3 separate regions of the Mus musculus genome follow, and all the other regions are linked to region 1. The links are chromatin loops, found by intact Hi-C in ENCODE. Cell type or tissue: heart. All regions are shown on one strand. Each heading gives the region's core, and the rest is flanking DNA. Links, peaks and the distances in the headings are about the cores only.

Region 1 (6,574 bases), core at 2,272-4,771:
CTGGCCAAAGCAGCAACTCCCTGGAGGTGTAGTGGCCTGGCTCTCTTGCTGTGCCAGGCTGCATACTAAAGGATTGGGGGGGGGGGGGGGGTGCGGGGGGGGGGCAGAAACATAGAAGCAGAAGAAGGTAGGGCAGAAAGACCCTGAGAGCAGAACACAGACAGACATGACCAGGGCAGGGAGTGGAGCTAGAGTAGACCCTGGGCATTCCCAGGAATGACTTTCTAGATCATGTTATTTGAAGCAGGCAGGCAGGCACCTTTGGCTTGAACTCTAATAAAACGTCAGGGAAGAAAGAAACTCTTTCCTGCCTGCTTGTCCCCACGCTCACTGACAAGTTCTTCTATCCTGTTGCTAAAACATTCCTTTGACACTCTAAGAATCACCTTCTTACAGTTTCTAACGTAGACGGATCTCCAGGAATACTTTAGGCTTCCAGCTTCAATTGGGGCTGCTGAGACTGTTGTGGTTTATTTAAAAGAGAGCAGAATATGTCTGTAGAGCCAGGTATGGGGCTGTGGGAGGAGGTGCCTCTGTGGGCCCATGCTGAGGCATCCCTTCCCCTTGAGGGGCCAGCCATACAACAGGTATAGAGTAGAATAGAGTTTATTTAGGGAAGGGGACTTGAGAAGGGAGTACAGACAGAGAAAGACAGGGAGAGAGAGAAACACAGACAGAGACAGAGACAGAGACAGAGACAGAGTCAGAGTCAGAGACAGAGATAGAATGAGAAGAGTCACAGCCAGCCAGGAACATGTGGAGAGAGGGGGTAGGGGGAATCGGAGAGGAAAGAAAGAGTCAGGGAGAGAAGTCAGTTAGAGAGAATAAGAGATCAAGGAGTGGGCAAGCAGCCTCTTTGTAAGTAAGCCAGGCCTACCATGCTATTTCCAGGTAACTTCTGGGCAGAGCCTAGAAGGAATGCTAACAGAGACATGCAGGCTTGTGGACTGAGAGTCTCTCGGGTTCTCTGCCTCTCCAAAGCAAGACAGACATTTGTCGAAATACCTAGACTATTGTACCCTGTAAGTCAATAACTCCTGTGTGTGTGTGTCCCCTTTAGAGAACATGTAGAAACCAACTTATCCACACACGGACTCATGCAATCAACAGATGTATAACTGGGGACCACTAACGAGGATTAGTCTGCACACTCCCTTTTTACATATGAGGGCTAAAGGACTGGAGGCCAGACTCAACCTCTGCTGTGAGAGGCTGTCAAAGAGAGAGATTGAGGGAGAGAGAGAGAGAGAGAGAGAGAGAGAGAGAGAGAGAGAGAGACTGTTTCTTAAAGGCTTTAGCTTTTAGAACATTTGCCATTATCTCCTTCATAAATCCTTCCTAATACATTGGAGTGAGAGCTAAGACTGCTTGCTTCTCCTTAATCAGCTCCCTCAGTTGACAAGTTGCAAGGTGTGTGTGTGTGTGGGGGGGGTGTCTCAGGCTGTCCCTTGGTGCAATACCCAAGTTCTCTGCATCTCAGAAAACAGATTGAGAAAGATGCTTATTACTGTGCAATTTGGGTTCCTTTCTACAGGTTTCTACTGGTCTCCCTAATAAAGGAATTTTTAAATATACTCAGAAGAAAGCTCATTTTATCAAAATTTAGGAAAAAAAAAAACAAAACAAAAAACAAAACACAGAGAGGCAGGCAAACTGGCCATCCCAGCACATCCACTAAGAGGGAAATGAAGGAGACAGAAAAGTCTTGCCTTTTAAGTATGAGACAGCAACATATGTCAGTAAGCGTCTGCAAAAAAAAAAAAAAAAAAAAAAAAAAAAGTGTCCAGGCAGAGAGAGAAAGCTCAGCATGTGGGAGGTCAGTAGTGTCCAGGCAGAGAGAGAACACTCAGGCGTGTGTGGGAGGTCAGTAGCCAAAGGAAAAGGTATTTTTGTTGTTGTTGTTGTTTTTGTTTTTTTATTTATTTTTTATTTTTTTTATTTTTATCTTTTGGTTAAAACTTGGGAAAGAAGGCAGGCTTCCAGGTGGAGATGTGTGCGTAACTGCCTTGAATTATCATTAAGGGTTATTATTCTTCCATCTCTGCAGTCTTGTGATTCAACTTTCCTAAGGAATAATCCCTGCTGTATTTTAGGAAACAGCGCAGGTTCAGAGAAAGCAACTGAGGTCAGTCACCCTTCAGGTGATCTTTATTAGCAGAGCCTCAGAGCCACAGGCAGCCATGATTGGGCCTGGAAATGGGAGATTAGGAGAGGTGGGGCACCATGGCCATAGGCAGCCAAGAAGAGGGCCTGGGGAGAGGGGAAGGAGATGGAGCAGGAGGCCATCTGATCTTTGGAGCAGATCCAAGGGTCAAGTCTCAACCCAGAGCTAGAGGAAGAAGTCAGATTCCATTTTTTTTTTTTTTTTTGAACCAGGTTTTCCTTAATGGGCCTGAAAAAGCCCCTTCTGGTTAATGAGCGGTGGGATCCAAAACTAACCATGACAGAAAAATCCATCTTCAACAGCTTCCAAGCCTGCGAATGCCGTCTACATACCTAACACTCATCTAGCTCTACACGGTTGCCACAGTGTCTTGGTGTACACAGAAGAGGAAACGTCACTGAAAGAAAATCTCTGGAAATAAACTGCAGTGACTGAGGCGGCTTGCCTTCACCTGACACCAACTGGCTTCTTGTCCCACCCTCCTCAAAGGATGGAACGGAGAGAAATCAAACACTCCAAGCAGCAATGTGCTTACCTGTCAGTTCAGAATTAACCACCTTAACTGGATCCAACAAGTTAAAACGAATCATCACACAGGATTTAAATGAACCAGTGCGGCAGGTCTCTGAGGCTGGAAAGAGCTCCTGTCCACAGCTCAAGTCCAGAGTCTAAGATGCTGGAGAGGGACTGAGCTGCCCTCTTTCTGCAGCTTCTAGTCAGTCCTGGACGATGACTTGAGAGAGCACTCTCTCCGGGATGGAAGCCTTAGATGAGGGAGCTCCAGCTGGTCTGTCCCTGCTGATCTCTGAAGGCAGTCTTTGTTTTCCAACAAATGAGATCTGGGAGCTAGACCTGTAGTCTTCAGGCTTCCTCCTCTCCAGAAAACAGGAGTTGGAGGGGAACGAAGGGCAAGCAAGCTCCTTCCCACTGGTGTGCACAGATGGGCTTTGAAATCTTCGTTTCATTTCTTTTATTTCCTGTTCTTTCACATTTTGTGTTCCGAGTTCCAAGCCCAGACCACCTGGGTTCTAATGGGCTCATTGTGGTGTACAAATAGGGTTTAAAAAGAAATGAAACAAATCAGAAAAGAGCTGTGGAGTCTCCTCTGGAAAAACCCTGAGCCCACCGCAGTTACTGAAAGTTCACGATCAGGTCAGCTGTTCTGGTGGCAGGTCTGTGTCTCACTGGTAGGGGAATTGATAAGAAAGTTTCTGAGCAGGCTGAAAAGATGGCTCAGCTCCTAAAAGCCCTGGCTGCTCCTCCAGGGGATCCAGGTTTGAGTGCCCTCGAATCCACATGGCAGCTAGCAAGTCAGGGACTGCAGTTCCAGAAGAATCTATCGCCCTCTTCTGGCCTCTATGGGCACTGCGCATGAGGTTGACAGATGCAGGCAAAACACCCATACATCCACCACACCCCCCACACATATAAATATACATGTATAATATGTGTACATACATATATACATACCTTTAACGTTTCTCTCTGTTCTTGTTGACATGTGACATTTCAAGACTTCCATGCTTTCTTCCTCTGGGGGATTTCAGAAGGATGGGTGGGTGAGTCTATGGGTGGGTTCCTTTTGCCTGCACCCTTTATAGTTCCTTTCCTCTGACACTTGAGTAGAGCAGCTTTCAGAAAACTCAGTGTGGTATTGGTGAGGGAGGGGACACCTACCACTAACTTAACAAACAAGCCTTACACCATCAGCACTTGTGGAGGCCCACACACGGCTGGCCCTGCTACAGGAACAGGAACCATGTCCTGCATGTTTCCTTTCCTGGTGACCATACAGGACACAGCACTCAAATAAATGTTTTCCTTTATAAGAGTGGACTTAGGCCAGACAGTGGAGGCACATGCCTTTAACCCCAGCACTTGGGAGGGAGAGGCAGGCAGGTCTCAGAGTTCAAGGCCAGCCGAGTCTACAAAGTGAGTTCCAGGACAGCTAGTGTTATACAGAGAAATCCTGTCTGGAAAAAAACAAAAAAATAAAAATAAAAAAGAGTGGACTTGGTCATGGTGGCTCTTTACAGCAATAAAACCCTAAGACAGAATCTTGCCCATAACTATGGAAGCTGACGGATTAGATCTTTGCTTCCATTTTTGCATGTAGTGCTGTCTGCATGCTGAGTTTTATAGCCTGAATGGAGTCCATTATGCTAAGATCTGGAGGAATCCTAAATTCTGGGGCCCTGTTGCTCTATCAGCAAACAACCTTGTGAGGTGACTTTATGAGGAGCATCATGAGGCCTTTAGAGAATATTCCTAGGAACACTGAGGGCATCATTTTAGCCCTCAGTGGCACAGCTGTGGGCATCTGAGGGACCTGGGAGAGGGGTAATGATGGTGAGAGACAGAACTCTGAGGACTCCTTATGAGAGAACAACTTTTTTTTAACCAATGCTGTTGATACACAGGCTAGCTAGTTACTAGACAATCAGTGCAAGCAGAGCTTGAGCAAACAGTATCTCTGCCTCCTTTGCTGAGATTTCCTTCTGCACTTCCCTGCCTTTGTGGCCTTTTTGTGCCCTGGAGGACAACCTCCCAGGATTTAGATCTTGTACCTGCAGTGTTCCCTCAGTCAGGGGACCACATCTATGTTGCTGTTTGCAAAAGGCACTGTAGGCCCTCTGGACCCCAACAATTCTGGCTCTGGAAGAATTGAATGGAAGCTTCAGTTCTTAGTTACATGGAATTGCTTTTTTCACACTGACCTACAGAGTCAATTTAATTCCAATTAAAATCCCAACCAAAGGAGCTGACTTCCACACTGAGGCCAGAGTATCACACTATTCATTCTATATGCATCCAGTACATGGGGTGTGACAGTCTGCCCTCAATGAGTACCCCAAGAACACATTTAGTGGTGCCAATCATGGCTCCAGGAATGAAGACATGCTGTACCAGACCAGAGGCAACAACGTGGTTCCAATCACGCACAGCAAGTATGGAATGGCAGGGAGGTAGAGTTCCACAGTGTCCCCCTGAAGTTACATATATGAATCACTCTGCAGAATCCTGAGTGCAAAAAGGAGCTGCATAACCCTTCACAGACACAACCAACCCAGAGCCCTGTCTGCATGGGAGGTCTCTCTGCAGTCCCTATGTACTTGCAGAAATCTGATCTGCTACAAATCAACTTTCGAAGGCATGATTAATACATGAGACAAATAGATGGTTTGAAAGAAACAGAGATTCTTTTGATTCTAGTGTCAAAGATATCATCCTGTCAGTTGGCTTTCATGTTTGGGGGTCTGTGGTACAGAAAAGCCCATAATGGGAATTGGGTATTAAAGCAAAACTGTTCCAGGTCATGGCAGAAGAAAGGAGGACAGGAAAGGGCATAGTGACCCAAAACATCCTTCAGGGGCAAGCCCAGGGCATCCTAGCTTCTTGCTGCTGAGTTTTACTTCCTAAAGCTGAACATCCACTCACAGCAGCACAGGCTGCTTACAACCTGGCTCATAAGCTGGGTCTGGAAGTGCAAGTCTGGGACCCTACAACTTCCAGCCTGAGGCAGAAGGACAGAAAAAATGAATCCAATCTGGATTTCTAAGCAAGATCAAACCAAACCCAGGCTCCAGAGTGACACCCTGTCTCAACACTCCTTAGCACTCCCAAAAAAATCACTCCCTATAAAACAGGTTACTGTGACAATTTTATAAGAGCTGTGCAGTGTCATTTCCATAGACAACCGGAGCACTTGGCAGAGCTGACAAATACTACACTGACACTGTGCATCTGTCAGTAGGTCAAGAGCAGTCATTGCAAGAGGATCCAAGGGTTGAAGAAATTCCAAGTTTTGGACACAATCTCTCAACAATGTATTCTGCACAAAAGACATCTATCAATTAGGACAGCAAAATACTCACTGTGGCTTATAGGTCAAGTGCAGAAGTATTTCTTGAGACAACAACTTATGATATTCATCAAGTTTTGGAAAGCAAAAACCCAAGGACTTACTACTAGGATATTACTCTGGCTGTACTTCACAGCAGGATTGTGAGCATTCTGGAGATGTGTCCCTGGATTGGAATGCAAGGGAGGTTTGGATAACAACAAACTGAGAGAGGCATTTAATCTGTTGAAGCCAAATATCTTAAAGTATTTGATGCTGCAAATGTAGTCCAGTGACAGTGCACGAGGCTCCAGGATCAAACCACAGCACAAAGAAAAACAAATAAAAATTCTATTACATTTAGTGCATCTGTTTTAACATTGGCTTATCGTAAGTCTTGCATCTTAGATAAAGTGGTGCTCTCCTGAGCATCCATGGTGTAAAATAGTTCATTAGTACTAGGTCTGGAGCACATGAGGGTAGATGGAAATGTACAAAGGAATCTTTTACAGGAACCAATAAGAAAGATACTGTGCAATAGGAGTACAGTGTTTTCTTATTGTTTCTAA
Region 2 (6,574 bases), core at 2,298-4,797, 54 kb before region 1:
TGGGATTGTGGTGTACACTGATGGATCAAAAACTGGTATAGGTGCTTATGTGGTTAATAATGAGATAGTAACTAAGCAATATAATGAGACCTCACCTCAAGTTGTGGAATGTTTAGTGGTACTAGAGGTTCTTAAGGCATTCCCAGGACCGCTTAACATCGTATCAGATTCCTCCTATGTAGTAAATGCAGTTAACATTCTTGAAACAGCTGGGGTAATAAAACCCTCCAGCAGAGTTGCCAATATTTTTCGACAAATACAGTTTGTTTTATTAAATAGAAAATTCCCTGTTTATATTACTCATGTTAGGGCACACTCAGGCCTCCCTGGTCCTCTGTCTCTGGGAAATGATTTAGCAGACAAAGCCACTAAGGTTATAGCTGTTGCTCTGTCTTCCCAGGTAAAAGCAGCAAAAGAATTTCATAAGCGCTTTCATGTGACAGCTGAGACTTTACGTCGCCGCTTTGCATTAACTAGAAAAGAAGCTAGAGAGATTGTTACTCAATGTCACAATTGTTGTGAATTTTTACCTGTCCCTCATGTGGGGATAAACCCTCGTGGCGTCAGGCCATTACAGGTCTGGCAAATGGATGTCACGCATATTTCCTCCTTTGGGAGAAATCAATATTTACATGTTTCTATTGACACCTGCTCTGGTGTAATGTTTGCCACACCTTTAACAGGTGAAAAAGCCTCTCATGTTATTCAACATTGTCTCGAGGCATGGAGTGCTTGGGGAAAACCCAAACTCCTTAAGACAGACAATGGACCAGCTTACACCTCTCAAAAATTTCAACAGTTCTGTCGCCAGATGGAAGTGACTCATCTGACTGGTCTTCCGTATAATCCTCAAGGACAGGGCATTGTAGAACGTGCCCATCGCACCCTCAAGTCCTACCTTATTAAACAAAAGGGGGGATTCCAGGAAGTTCTACCCACAGTGCCAAGAGTAGCTGTTTCTATGGCACTCTTCACTCTTAATTTTTTAAACCTTGATGCTCAAAGGCCATACTGCGGCTAAACGTCACTGTTCAGAGCCTGACAGGCCAAAAGAGATGGTAAAATGGAAAGATGTTTTGACTGGTCTCTGGAAAGGCCCAGATCCTATATTAATAAGATCCAGGGGAGATGTTTGTGTTTTCCCACAGGAAGAAGACAACCCATTCTGGCTGCCGGAACGACTGACACGGAGAATTCTGACACCTGAAGATGACTCCCGGATGGATCCCTTGGAAACTACCTCTAGTCCTCGTGCTACCTCTGTGGATTTGGGTTCCTAGTATATTTGGAGAGTATAGATGGGCAATTCTGTCTGCTTTCCCTAAGCCCATGCCTGTCCGTCATAATACAGCTGTTTTTCCCAAGTTTTTTACGACCAATAAAACTTTAGGCCTGCGATACCTACCATTTGACCCTATCTGGGCACCATTGGGAGAAAAACGCTCTTTAAGGGAACGAGGTTCTCTCTGTTTCCAAATTTATGAATTAGAAAATTGTATCAGACTCACCAGCCGAGCTTTGGGAATGTTTTTTAAGTATCGAGGAGGCGTGGTGAAAATAACCCAAGACACTTCCAACAGAGATATAACCCTTACAAATCGGACCTTCTGGCAGGAGGCAATTTGGGTTAATGGTACATTTCTACCACCTAACTTTTCAGACAAAGAACGTCCCAATCAACCAAAAATGGCTCCTCATTGTAGCTTGGAAGATGAAGGGCTGATCCTGCCTTGGTCTGATTGTCAATCCTCTGTCACTCGTTGGGCAGATCAGAGTAAAACCTTTTCCTTTTCTCCCAACATGATAGATGACCCAGAGCAGAAATATGTTATGAAAAAGGGACTTTTCATACAGGACTTTAGAATGCATCCTTTTCATAAATGGGTACTTTGTGGGATTAATGGTAGCTGTACAGATCTTAATCCCTTGGTTTTCCTCCAAGGAGGAACTGCTGGAAAAGCGATTTTTAATGGTATTTCAAAATTTGCTCAGTTTCATCAAGTTCTGTTACCTGATAGAACCATTTATCAAAATTCTACTACTAAAATCACTGGATTTAATAAGACACTGATAAAGCAAACTAATTATTTACCTACTCCAATTTGTGTGTACACCCCTTTCTTGTTTATTCTTTCTAATGGTTCCTTTGAATCCTGTACTAATGAAACCTGCTGGATGTCACAATGCTGGAGCCTTAAGTGGGCCAGCCGTGCAATGCTTGCCAAGATTCCACGATGGGTTCCTGTCCCCGTGGAGATTCCTTCCACCATAACCTTACACAGGCAAAAGCGAGACTTTGGTATCACTGCAGCCGTTGTGATGACAATGGCTGCCAGTGCAGCGGCAGCTACAGCTGCTAGAATTGCTATGGCAACATCAGTCCAATCAAGTACAACTGTCCAGCAGTTGTCCTCCTCTGTGGCAGAGGCGATCGATCAACATTCAGTGCTCAGTGCCCAATTAAAAGGTGGGCTAATGATAGTGAACCAGCCCATTGACCTGGTGGAGGAAAGGCTGGAAATTCTGCTCCAATTGGCTCAGCTTGGCTGTGATAAAAAATCAGGAGCCTTATGTATTGCTAGTGTCCAATATGAAAATTGGACACATGCAGCTAATCTATCTAAAGAATTGTCTTTGTTTCTTACAGGAAACTGGTCTGAAGGATTTGACGAAAAGCTTGAGGCGCTACGTACAGCAGTGATGACAATTAATTCTATGCGAGTGGACCCATCATTGATCTATGGAATCAAAGGACTTTCTTCCTGGATGTCCTCTGCATTCTCACATTTTAAAGAGTGGGTGGGAGTGGGCCTGTTCGGTGCAACCCTGTGTTGTGGACTAGTGTTTCTTCTATGGCTGGTATGCAAACTCAGATCTCAACAGAAACGTGACAAGGTGGTAATTGCTCAAGCACTTGCTGCCATAGAGGAAGGCACCTCCCCTGAAATTTGGCTATCTATTCTCAAGAATTAGTTGGCATTTGAGTTCTCTGTCTTTTCATCCCACAAAATTGTGGATACATTGCATTGAGATGAGAGAAACTCAACAATCATTGATCAGCCCGTGTGCATTGCTGAGGTTTCCTCATTACATGTGATAAGGTGATCATGATTTCCCCACTAATTCATTTCTGGCTGGCCTCTTTTGTAGAGTTCACCCTAGGCCATTTAGCAGTTATAGTCACACAGCACTGTGATATCCAAAGACGGGCAACTTTCCTCATGCACAGACCAACCTAAGACAATGGGGCCCGGTGGTGATAGGGTTACCCGATAACGGGTAAGGCTGTGACATTGGAGGAACGACCTAAAACAGGGGCCACAGCAGATGGACCTAACTACATAGGCCTAGACAAGCCTCATTTTAATAAATTATAGAGGGGGAGATGTAAAGGGCTGCAATATATGTGCCGCCACTAGATGGTGGTAAACCTCTTTGTGCGCAGCTGTGAGAGCACAGCCCGCCAAAGTCACCAGTCCATCTCCCAGGGCTTTTGCCCAACCCCTGGGGGCTTTAACCTATCCCCAGGGTGCATGAGGATCATGGGTGTTGCTACCAGTCCTAGTTTAGACACGTCACCAAAAGTAATTAAGCCACACACTTTCTGAGCCTTCTTTGTCTACCTCAATATGATATAGAAGTAAAAGTTAACCACGGAAGAACCTGGCGTGTCCTGTGTTTATTTCCTGTGGGACAGGGATAAGCTCGAGATAGTAAACCATGATAATAAAGCAAAACAGCAAACAAAAACATGGACAATAAACAACGAATCTCACCACCTCCCTTAAACCCCAAGAGCTCCTGCCCAGATTCAGATCAATGCCTGTAACATCTGCTTCTCAGAGAGTTTACAGTGCAGGAGAGCATAAGACACCCTAGATACATAGAAGAAAGAGAGCAAAGGGAGAAAATGCTAACACCTGTCTCAGAGATTAGCATCTCCACGGGGATAAACATGAGATGGAATGTCTATTTCTCACTGCCCCCCACACCATTTTTTTAAATCTGTTGAGGTGGAGAGACAGCTTAGCAGTAAGAACACTGCTGACACTGGGAAACTTTCAGTCAGTAGGTCAATCGTAGTCATGGCAAGAGGATCCCAGGGTTGAAGAAAATCCATGTTTTGGTCACAATCTCTCACCAATGGAATCTGCACAAATACATCTATCAATTGGGACAGCAAAATACTCACTGTAGCTTATAGGTCAAGTGTAGCACTATTTATTGAGACAATACCATATTATATTCATCAAGTTTGGAAAGAAAAACCAAAGGACTTACTATTAGGGTGTTACTCTGGCTGTACTTCACAGCAGAATTGTGAGCAGTTCTGGAGATGTGTCAGTAGATTGGAAAGCAAGGAAGGTTTGGATAACAAAAATCTTAATGAGGCATTTAAACTACTGAAGCCAAAACTCTTTATCTATCTGATGCTGTAAATGTAGCTCATTGACAGAGTACACAAGACTCCAGGATCAAACTCCAGCACAAAGAAAAACAAATAAAAATTCTATTACATTTAGAATATCTTTTAAAACATTGGCTAATAGTAACTCTGGCATCTTAGATAAAGTGAAGTTCTCTTAAGGGTCCATGTTGTAAAACTAGACCATTAGTACTAGTTCTGGAGCAAATTGGGTTAGATGGAAATATAGAAAGGGATCTTTTACAGGAACCAATCAGAAAAATACTATGATCTATGCCATGAGTACAGTTTTTTTGTTATTGATTCTAAATGCAGTGTTTAAGGTTTATCTTTTAACTTTCTCATGTATGTGCACTCCCATGTGCCATGCATGTACAGGTCCTATAAAAACCAAACATGCGTCTGATTTCTCTGGAGCTGGAGTTATCTGCAGTTGTGGACTCCTGGTGACAAACTGCTGTCCTCTGCAAGGGAAAGAATATGGAAGAGGGGAAGTTCTCTTAATCACTGACATCTCACTGACACCTAAGGCTTATTTGTAATAATGAGTCTCTGTGTGTCTGATCACATGTGTATGAACATGCCAACAGATGCTATTACACGAGACCAGGTGCCCTGGAATGGAGTTACAGGAAGTGAAAAGCTACCCAGCATAGGTGCTGAAACCAAACTTGATTCTCTGGAAGAGTACCATGTGGTTTTAACAACAGAGCCATCACTGCAGACACCAACACCATTTAATTTTAGAAATGAAATGCAGAAATATAAATATCTCTTATGATTGTGGATTTCCAAGACTTTGTTCCTAAGTATGTATCAAGGCTAACAGAAAACTTGGTCTGTTCCCTGAGGATGATGCTCACTTGTCCAGAAAAGACAGACCTTAGATGCTCTGTGGCCTAATGCTTCTGTCTGAGAAGAATATGCTTTAACAAAAACAACAGCAACAATACAAAACACAAAGAGAGGGGGAGAGTGCCACATGTGTTTGTTCTGGCACACTGGGCAATATTTGATCCATTTAGGGAGACGCAGAACTGATAAAGTGGGAATGGGGATCTGGGGATTGAGCCTCTTTCCTAGGAACTGAAGAAAACTGATAGTAGTCTGAGGTAGGGTAGGAGATAAGGCCTGTGTGTTCTGGAGACAGGGCTGTGACTGCACCTGCTGGACTTGCCAGTCAGGTTGACCATCTGGAAAAGGTGACTGTGTGCCAGTTGATCTCAACCCAGGGCTTGGATGTTTGAACCATCTCTTCTCAGAGTTGATGTAGGAGTGGAGAGGGGCGAGAGGAGATATGGGGAGTCTTACTAGATGGCACATTCAAGGGAAATGATGGCAGCCATGACTTTGAAGTAGGCTGTTTTCTTCTTTCAGGCCCACTGAGATCCACCTCCTGGCTTCTCCTCTGCCCACAAGCATGCAGTTGCATTTATCCCCCTGCTTCACACAGACTCATCAAGCCTCCCCAGGGAGTTTTTAAGGTGCTGAAATAATTCTCAGACTTCCACAGAAAACATTTACACACACATACATACTGGGAGTGGGGAATAAAAAAAGTGAAAAAAGGAAGCAAAGAAGAAAAAAAGAAAAGGAAGGAAGGAAAAAAGGAAGGAAGAAAGGAAAAAAGGAAGGAAGGAAGCCCTAGGAAGGCAAATTCTTCATGCACAACTCTTTCAGAAGACTTTGCAGGATGGTTCCATCTGGGAAACTAGATCTGGAGGACAGAGGGCAACCCCTAGTCACTGCACACCCTCTGTCTCCTGCATTCCTTCACTTCACCATTAGCACCATGCAGCACAGAAGTGCTTCTTGCAAATGGAATGGAAGGCACTTGAGGCTGCAGCCACCTGAGGGGCTCAATGCAGAAGCACACAGAGAGCTCAGCCTGGCTCCTTTGGGAACATGGATCCTTCTATTAACCAATAACTTCAGTCTTGGCCATCTGTGCCCAGAGCTGCTTTGACCTTTAGAGTCCTGATACCTTTCCTTGTTTCTGTCCCCTGAGGATGACTCTCACTTCTCTAGAAAAATCAGTCCTTAGTTGCCCTGTGGCTTACTGCTTCTGTCTGAGAAAAGTCTCAAAATCTTCTCTCTCTTCCCTCTACCCTGCTAAAAACAAATAAGTTTGGGGTCACAATAAAAGAG
Region 3 (6,574 bases), core at 1,381-3,880, 63 kb before region 1:
GAGATCCCAATTCCCTGGTCTCCTCTGCCAGCCACTTCTTTCCCACAGAGAAACTTCAGGTAAGATGCTGTGTGGGAACTTTAGGGAAAGATTCCATCTCTTCTCAGATTCATTTGTTTCCAGGGACTGGGAAGATGTCTCAATTGGTATAAGGCCCTGCCTCAACACACACACACACACACACACACACACACACACACTTACTTCTCTGTGTGTGTCTCTTCCCCTTCCTCTCTTCAGAACACTATCAGACACAGAGATACCAGAGATCTAGATTTGTATGCAAAGATGTTTATTAGTAAGTGAAGATCTGTTCAGCTAAATTAAAGGGAGTCAGGGACAGGTTTCAAGAGGACAGGTGCTGATATGGAGCGCAGACAGAGTAATAATCTCTTCAATACTATGTTCTCAGCAGTAGCAGATGAGCGAAGGTACAAACTGCTGGCACTGGAGCTAAAATGTCCCATCCAAGTGAACTGGAACCACTGGATACATGGGACTGTCCTGTGGAGTTCTGGGGTCACAGGCAACTGTGTAGTACTCCAATGATCTTTTAGCTTGGTATCTGCATTGGGTATAAGGTGTTCTCCTCCAACTGGTGATGTTACAGACAGTTATATGTACCCGATATGAACTATTATGACAGTTTTGACTTATATTGTCACTGCACAAGCCACTTGGATTTCCACACACACCAACAGCATTAGCAAAACTTGTATGAAGAAAAGTATTTAAGCCCTTACATGTTCTTCTAAACCTGTTAATACGCTGCATTTCAACATTACATTGGAGGTTGGCATTATTATTGATATGCTGGATGGCAAACCACTGGGAAGTGGTTTGTCCCAGGCATGAGGCAAGCATTAGGACAAGTCCTAGCAGCAGCAGGAGGCAAATTCGGGACTCAAGCAGCTTTGGACCCATGTTTCCTATGAGGACAGAAGAGAAGTGACTGCTCCCACCTTGCCTCAGTTTTCCCTATGTCTACCTGAAGGCCCTTGCTGTCACTGTGGGTTCACAGTGCCACATTTCCTGGACACTGTCCCATCACCTGCCCACCCTGTCTCGGGCATAGACAGTCGGTGTCTTACCCTGTCTGCTTTGTTGCTCCCGTGGAAGTGAGTGCAGGATGTCCTGGAAATCAGGGATAATGGGTGACTTCCACTTGGGCCCATAGATATACAGCAGGCTCTGTGGGTGAAGTTGGTGCAGAATGTACAGATTGGTACATTGCCTACTTGTGCAACCAGCCTTCTGTTTCTTCACTTGGCCAAGCCATGGTGCTGCTGGCTCCATTGTAAGGAAGAAATTCCAAGCCCTCTTGTGCAGGGCAGTTTTAAGTCTGAATTGGAACTCTACACAGAAATCTCTGTATTGCCTTTTGATTGGCTGTAGGCTTTGCAACTGTTTTCAGTAAGGAACAGACAAGTTTATACCATAAGGGGTTATACACAGATGCAGGAAGTACTGCTGAGTTTTTGGTTCAGTTTTAAGGTTATGTGGGCACCTATACAAAGCATTTCCATTGCCTTTTATCATGATTTCCAAGGGCACAGAATATTTAATCAACTTGGCATGAGAAAGTTTTCTAGTTACAGCAGAAACAACACATGCGAAAGTTTCCTTATAATATTAGTAACAGCACAAAATAACAGGCTAGCCAGGAAACAGTTACCAAGGCCTGATATTTTCACTTAGGCCTTAACATTCCATCTTGGCTTTGCTATTATACCTAGGTCTTAACAATGTGAATCCTGCTACCAAGGAATATGGAGATAAGGGTGAGGGTGGAGTGAGGTGGTGGAGCAACCAGCAAAGGCACTTGCTATTCCTGTCTTGCAATACAAATTTGATTCCTAGAACCTATGTAAAGATAGAAAAAGAGAATAGATTCCACAAAGCTGACCTCTGTTTTCCACATCCCCTATAACACTAAACAGAAATTTAAGAGGGATTGGAGAGAAGACTCAGTGGTTAAGCATAGTGGTAAATTGTTAATCTGCTCTGAGCTCCAGGTGGGAGCATTCATAGCTCTGTAGCTGCTCAAGAGACCTGGTTTCATGAATGAAAGACACACACATGCTGGCTGACTTTTGATATGCCTTACTAGCTCAGTGGTTGGGCACTTCCAATTCTCCCTGGGGCTAGCACACACTCCCTCTGGTATTCCTGAGTTAACACTTTCTATATCCCAACATCTCATCTTTTCTGTTGGGAATTGGTTTTAATGCTTTGTCTTAATTAGGTTCCCAATATCACACAAGAATCTGTGTGTCCAAACCCTGCGGGGGCACTGTCCCCAGTTGTTTTCAGAAAGTTGTGGAGGAGGTCTTTGAAGTTAAGTCTTGAGGCTCCATAGCTTAGCCTCATGCCTGGCTCGTCTGTTTTTTGAGTGTGGATATAATGTGACTAACTCTTTTCCTACTAGTGGGACTTCCATGCCTGCTGTTGTAACTTTGACAGATGCTGGACTGTGTTTCAGTGTCTGCCTGGAGCTGTAAACCAAAGGTAACCCATTCTTATACAAGTTGGTTTTGCCCTATTTTATCACAGCAGTGATAAAAGGCACTGCTAATGATCTGAATTTGAGCTGCAGAATCCATATGGCAGAAGGTGGGAACCAACTTCTATAAGTTGTCCATTGACTTTCACATAAATGACCTCACACAGTGTGCTGTGGTATGTGTGCACCCACCATAACAATAAACGTAAACTGTAAAGGGCTGCAATATATGTGCCGCCACTAGATGGTGCTAAACCTCTTTGTGCGCAGCTGCGAGACCACAGCCCGCCAAAGTCACCAGTCCGTCTCCCAGGGCTTTTGCCCAACCCCTGGGGGCTTTAACCTATCCCCAGGGTGCATGAGGATCATGGGTGTTGCGTCCAGTCCTAGTTTAGACACGTCACCAACAGTATTTAAGCTACACACTTTCTGAGCCTTCTTTGTCTACCTCAATATGATATAGAAGTAAAAGTTAACCACGGAAGAACCTGGCGTGTCCTGTGTTTATTTCCTGCGGGACAGGGATAAGCTCGAGATACTTGGTGCCGAAACTCGGGAAAAAACGCCTTAACAACGCGCAGCACCAGAGGAGACCCTTCTAATCGAAGCAGGTTCAGAACCGTGGTGGAGATAAAATTCCGAGAGCATACTGGTCTTTGTAAGTAACTCTGATCCTTCTTAATCCCTCCCCTTAACTGGAAGGCGGCACTAAAAGCCTTTTGTTCTCATGCTGGCTGTGTTAACCCTATTTCTCCCGGTTTGATCCTGCACTCACCAGAAGTGGCGCTGAAAGAAAAAGATTTGAATGCTGTTAAGCACGGTCAGACGGACATAAATAAGCCGCAGTGCTTGTCTCATATTTAAGCCTCTCGTAGATAAGGGAGCAGTATGGGAAATTCACATTCTGTAACTACAGCTCTCCACTCTGTTTTAAAACAGCAAGAGATAAAAGTTTCTACAAGAACCTTAGAAACGTTCATTAGGGAAATAGAACGTATATCACCTTGGTACACATGTTCAGGGTCGTTAACTCTTTCCTCTTGGGAGAAATTAAGGGAAGACTTAGCTAAGAAACAACAGAATGGGAAATTAAAGGCAGGGACCATGTCATTATGGAAACTGGTGAGATCGTGCCTGGAGGATGAGAGATGCCATCCAGCAATAATAACAGGGCAGGCAATATTAGAAGAAGCACAGGACAGTATGGCAGAAACAGAATGGAATGAAAGGTTAAGAGCTCTAAAAAAGGAAAATGTGCACAAGAAAAAAAGCCCTTCCAGAGACCTTGAGTCAGAGGAAGTGAAAAATTTTGAGGATAAATCCTCAGGGAGAGAAAAAGGAAAAGGAGAAAGTTCAGAAAAGGAAAAGCCTTTATCCGGTAAAGGAACTAGAGGCTTTGAAGCTTAATAGTTTAAAAGCAGATGAGCTTAGCTCCTCTGAGGAAGAGGAGTCACATTATGAGGCAGCTCATTATAAAAAAAAGAAAGATACCATCCAGAGGAAAGGCGAGTGAAGAAATCAGAGAAAAAATTAAAAGTTACTGGAGACACAGAGCAGGCCACCTCTGGGCCTTCTAGTCTCAATACACCTCCACCTTATGTGGAGAAATTTTATTCTGATTCTTTTCTTTCAAAGGAGAAAAAGAAAAAATTATATCAGGCATTTCCTGTCTTTGAAGCTGCAGATGGAGGGCGAGTACACGCCCCCGTGGAGTATACTCAGATAAAAGAACTTGCTGAGTCGGTTCGCAATTATGGAGTTAGTACCAACTTCACTATCTCCCAAATTGAAAGATTTGCTACTTTAGCCATGACCCCAGGAGACTGGCAGACAACAGTGAAGGCTGCACTCCCTAATATGGGGCAATATATGGAGTGGAAAGCGTTGTGGCATGATGCTTCTCAGACACAGGCCAAAGTCAATGCCATTGCTGAAGGCAATCAGAGAAATTGGACATTTGAATTATTAACAGGACAAGGGCAATATGCTAATAATCAGACGAATTATGATTGGGGAGCATACAATCAAATCTCCACTGCTGCCATTAAGGTGTGGAAGGCACTTTCCAAAAAGGGAGAGTCTGGAAGATACTTGACAAAAATTATACAAAATCCTCAGGAGTCATTCTCAGACTTTGTAGCTAAAATGACAGAGGCAGCAGGCAGAATTTTTGGAGACTCTGAACAGGCAATACCTTTAGTGGAACAGTTAATTTATGAGCAAGCCACTCAAGAATGCAGAGCAGCAATTACACCCAGAAAGAGCAAAGGACTGCAAGATTGGTTAAGGGTATGCCGTGAGCTTGGAGGCCCCTTATCTAATGCAGGGTTATCGGCTGCCATCCTGCAGGGCCAAAGGCGTTCAGATACAAATAGTAATAACAGGGTCTGCTATAACTGTGGCAAGCCAGGGCATATGAGAAGGGACTGCCAGGCACTCGTAAAAGGGAAAGTGCTAGGGCTATGTACCAGGTGTGGAAAAGGCTATCATCGAGCCAGTGAGTGTCGTTCAATAAAAGACGTCAGAGGCAGATTTATTCAGTCTGGACCTCAGGCAGAAAGAAGTGAAGACAATTCAAAAAAATGAGTTTCTGGGCCCCAGGTCTCAGGGCCCCAAAACATATGGGATCCCAGCTCACAACAGGCGGACACTACAGTCCACAGAGCTGCAGAAGTCTCAGCAAGAGTGGATCTCTGTGCCATCAGTCGATTCATGCTGACACCCTCAATGGGTATGCAGCCCATTCCCACTGACTTCAAAGGGCCTCTGCCATCCAGAAGTGTTGGCCTAATACTGGGCCAGGCCTCCTTGGCTTTACAAGGCCTCATTATCCATCCTGGAGTCGTAGATCAAGACTATGAGGGGGAACTTCAAGTTCTTTGTTCCTGTCCTCAAGGTGTTTTTTCTATAGCACAAGGAGATAAAATAGCTCAGCTAATAATCTTGCCAAGCCTACATGGCTACTCCCCCTCCCCTGGTGTCCTTCAAGGTGCTAGAGAAATTGGCTCTGCTGAAAATAATTCTGCTTACTTAATAATGCCTCTTGATTCCAGGCCAGCTTTAGAGTTAGTTATAGAAGGGAAACACTTCAAAGGGATTCTAGATACAGGAGCAGATAAAAGTATCATCTCTTCCCACTGGTGGCCAAAAGCTTGGCCCGTTACTCAGTCATCACATTCTTTGCAAGGGTTAGGCTATCAGTCCTGCCCCACTATCAGCTCTCGAACTCTGAGCTGGCAAGCACCTGAAGGTCAAACGGGAAGGTTTACTCCCTATGTCTTACCACTCCCAGTTAATCTTTGGGGGAGAGACATTTTACAGGCACTAGGAATAACCTTGACTAATGAGTACTCACCACAAACTGTTCAAATGATGAAGAAAATGGGCTATAAATTAGAGAAAAGAGAGCAGGGTAGACTTGAACCTATTCCTCAAGAGGGTAATAAAGGAAGACAAGGCTCAAATTTTTTCTAAAATCAGCTGTTGAGGGTTCCATGCCCATACCATGGATTACAGAGGAGATTGTATGGGTTCCTCAATGGCCTCTATCCTCTGAAAAATTAGAAGCAGCCTCAAAACTGGTCTCTGAACAGCTACGCTTAGGTCATTGAGAGCCCTCTACCTCACCCTGGAATACACCTATTTTTGTAATTAAGAAAAAATCTGGCAAATGGCGTTTATTACATGATCTTAGAGCAATTAATGCACAGATGCGCCTGTTTGGATCAGTTCAGCGAGGGCTCCCATTGCTCTCCGCCCTATCTAAAAATTGGGAAATTATAATTATAGATATTAAGGATTGTTTTTTCTCTATACCTTTATGTCCTCAAGATAGGCAAAGATTTGCATTTACCATCCCAGCCATTAATCACTTAGAGCCTGATCATAGGTACCAATGGAAGGTCTTGCCTCAGAGGATGGCAAATAGCCCCACTATGTGTCAGCTGTATGTGCAATTGGCACTTAAGTCAGTTAAAAATCATTTTCCATTGATTCTTCTGATAAATTATATGGATGACATACTGATATGTCACAGAGATTTACAGTTATTACAAGAAGCATATCCTATAT

Evidence for each region. Peaks named below come from ENCODE experiments on the same cell type or tissue, not always from the same donor. Only the 100,000 strongest peaks of a DNase experiment are listed, where the experiment ranks them.
Region 2: it touches region 1 in a loop (6-fold over the local background); 17 of 42 quality-filtered maps call a loop at or near these places.
Region 3: a loop joins it to region 1, with 6 times the contacts of the local background. A loop is called at or near these places in 17 of 42 quality-filtered maps.

What each region holds. Positions count from the first base shown.
Region 1 is chr14:43,984,105-43,990,678 of GRCm38, forward strand. No RefSeq gene overlaps it. Among named protein-coding and RNA genes, the nearest start is that of Ang6, 19 kb to the right of the region's middle. In heart, for the core only: a CTCF peak has its summit at 3,522 (motif pointing left); a DNase peak (open chromatin) is centred at 3,467.
Region 2 is chr14:43,929,755-43,936,328 of GRCm38, forward strand. It overlaps Gm32482 (a long non-coding RNA gene), which reads left to right and starts at 5,829. Exons shown (of 3, transcript XR_383384.2): 1 at 5,829-5,910. In heart, for the core only: a CTCF peak has its summit at 3,417 (motif pointing right); no DNase peak of the experiment used is centred there.
Region 3 is chr14:43,922,445-43,929,018 of GRCm38, forward strand. It overlaps Ear10 (eosinophil-associated, ribonuclease A family, member 10), which reads right to left and starts at 1,152. Exons shown (of 1, transcript NM_053112.2): 1 at 454-1,152. The coding sequence starts at 924. The coding sequence ends at 454. In heart, for the core only: a CTCF peak has its summit at 2,742 (motif pointing right); a DNase peak (open chromatin) is centred at 2,837; H3K4me3 peaks cover 998 bases; H3K27ac peaks cover 762 bases.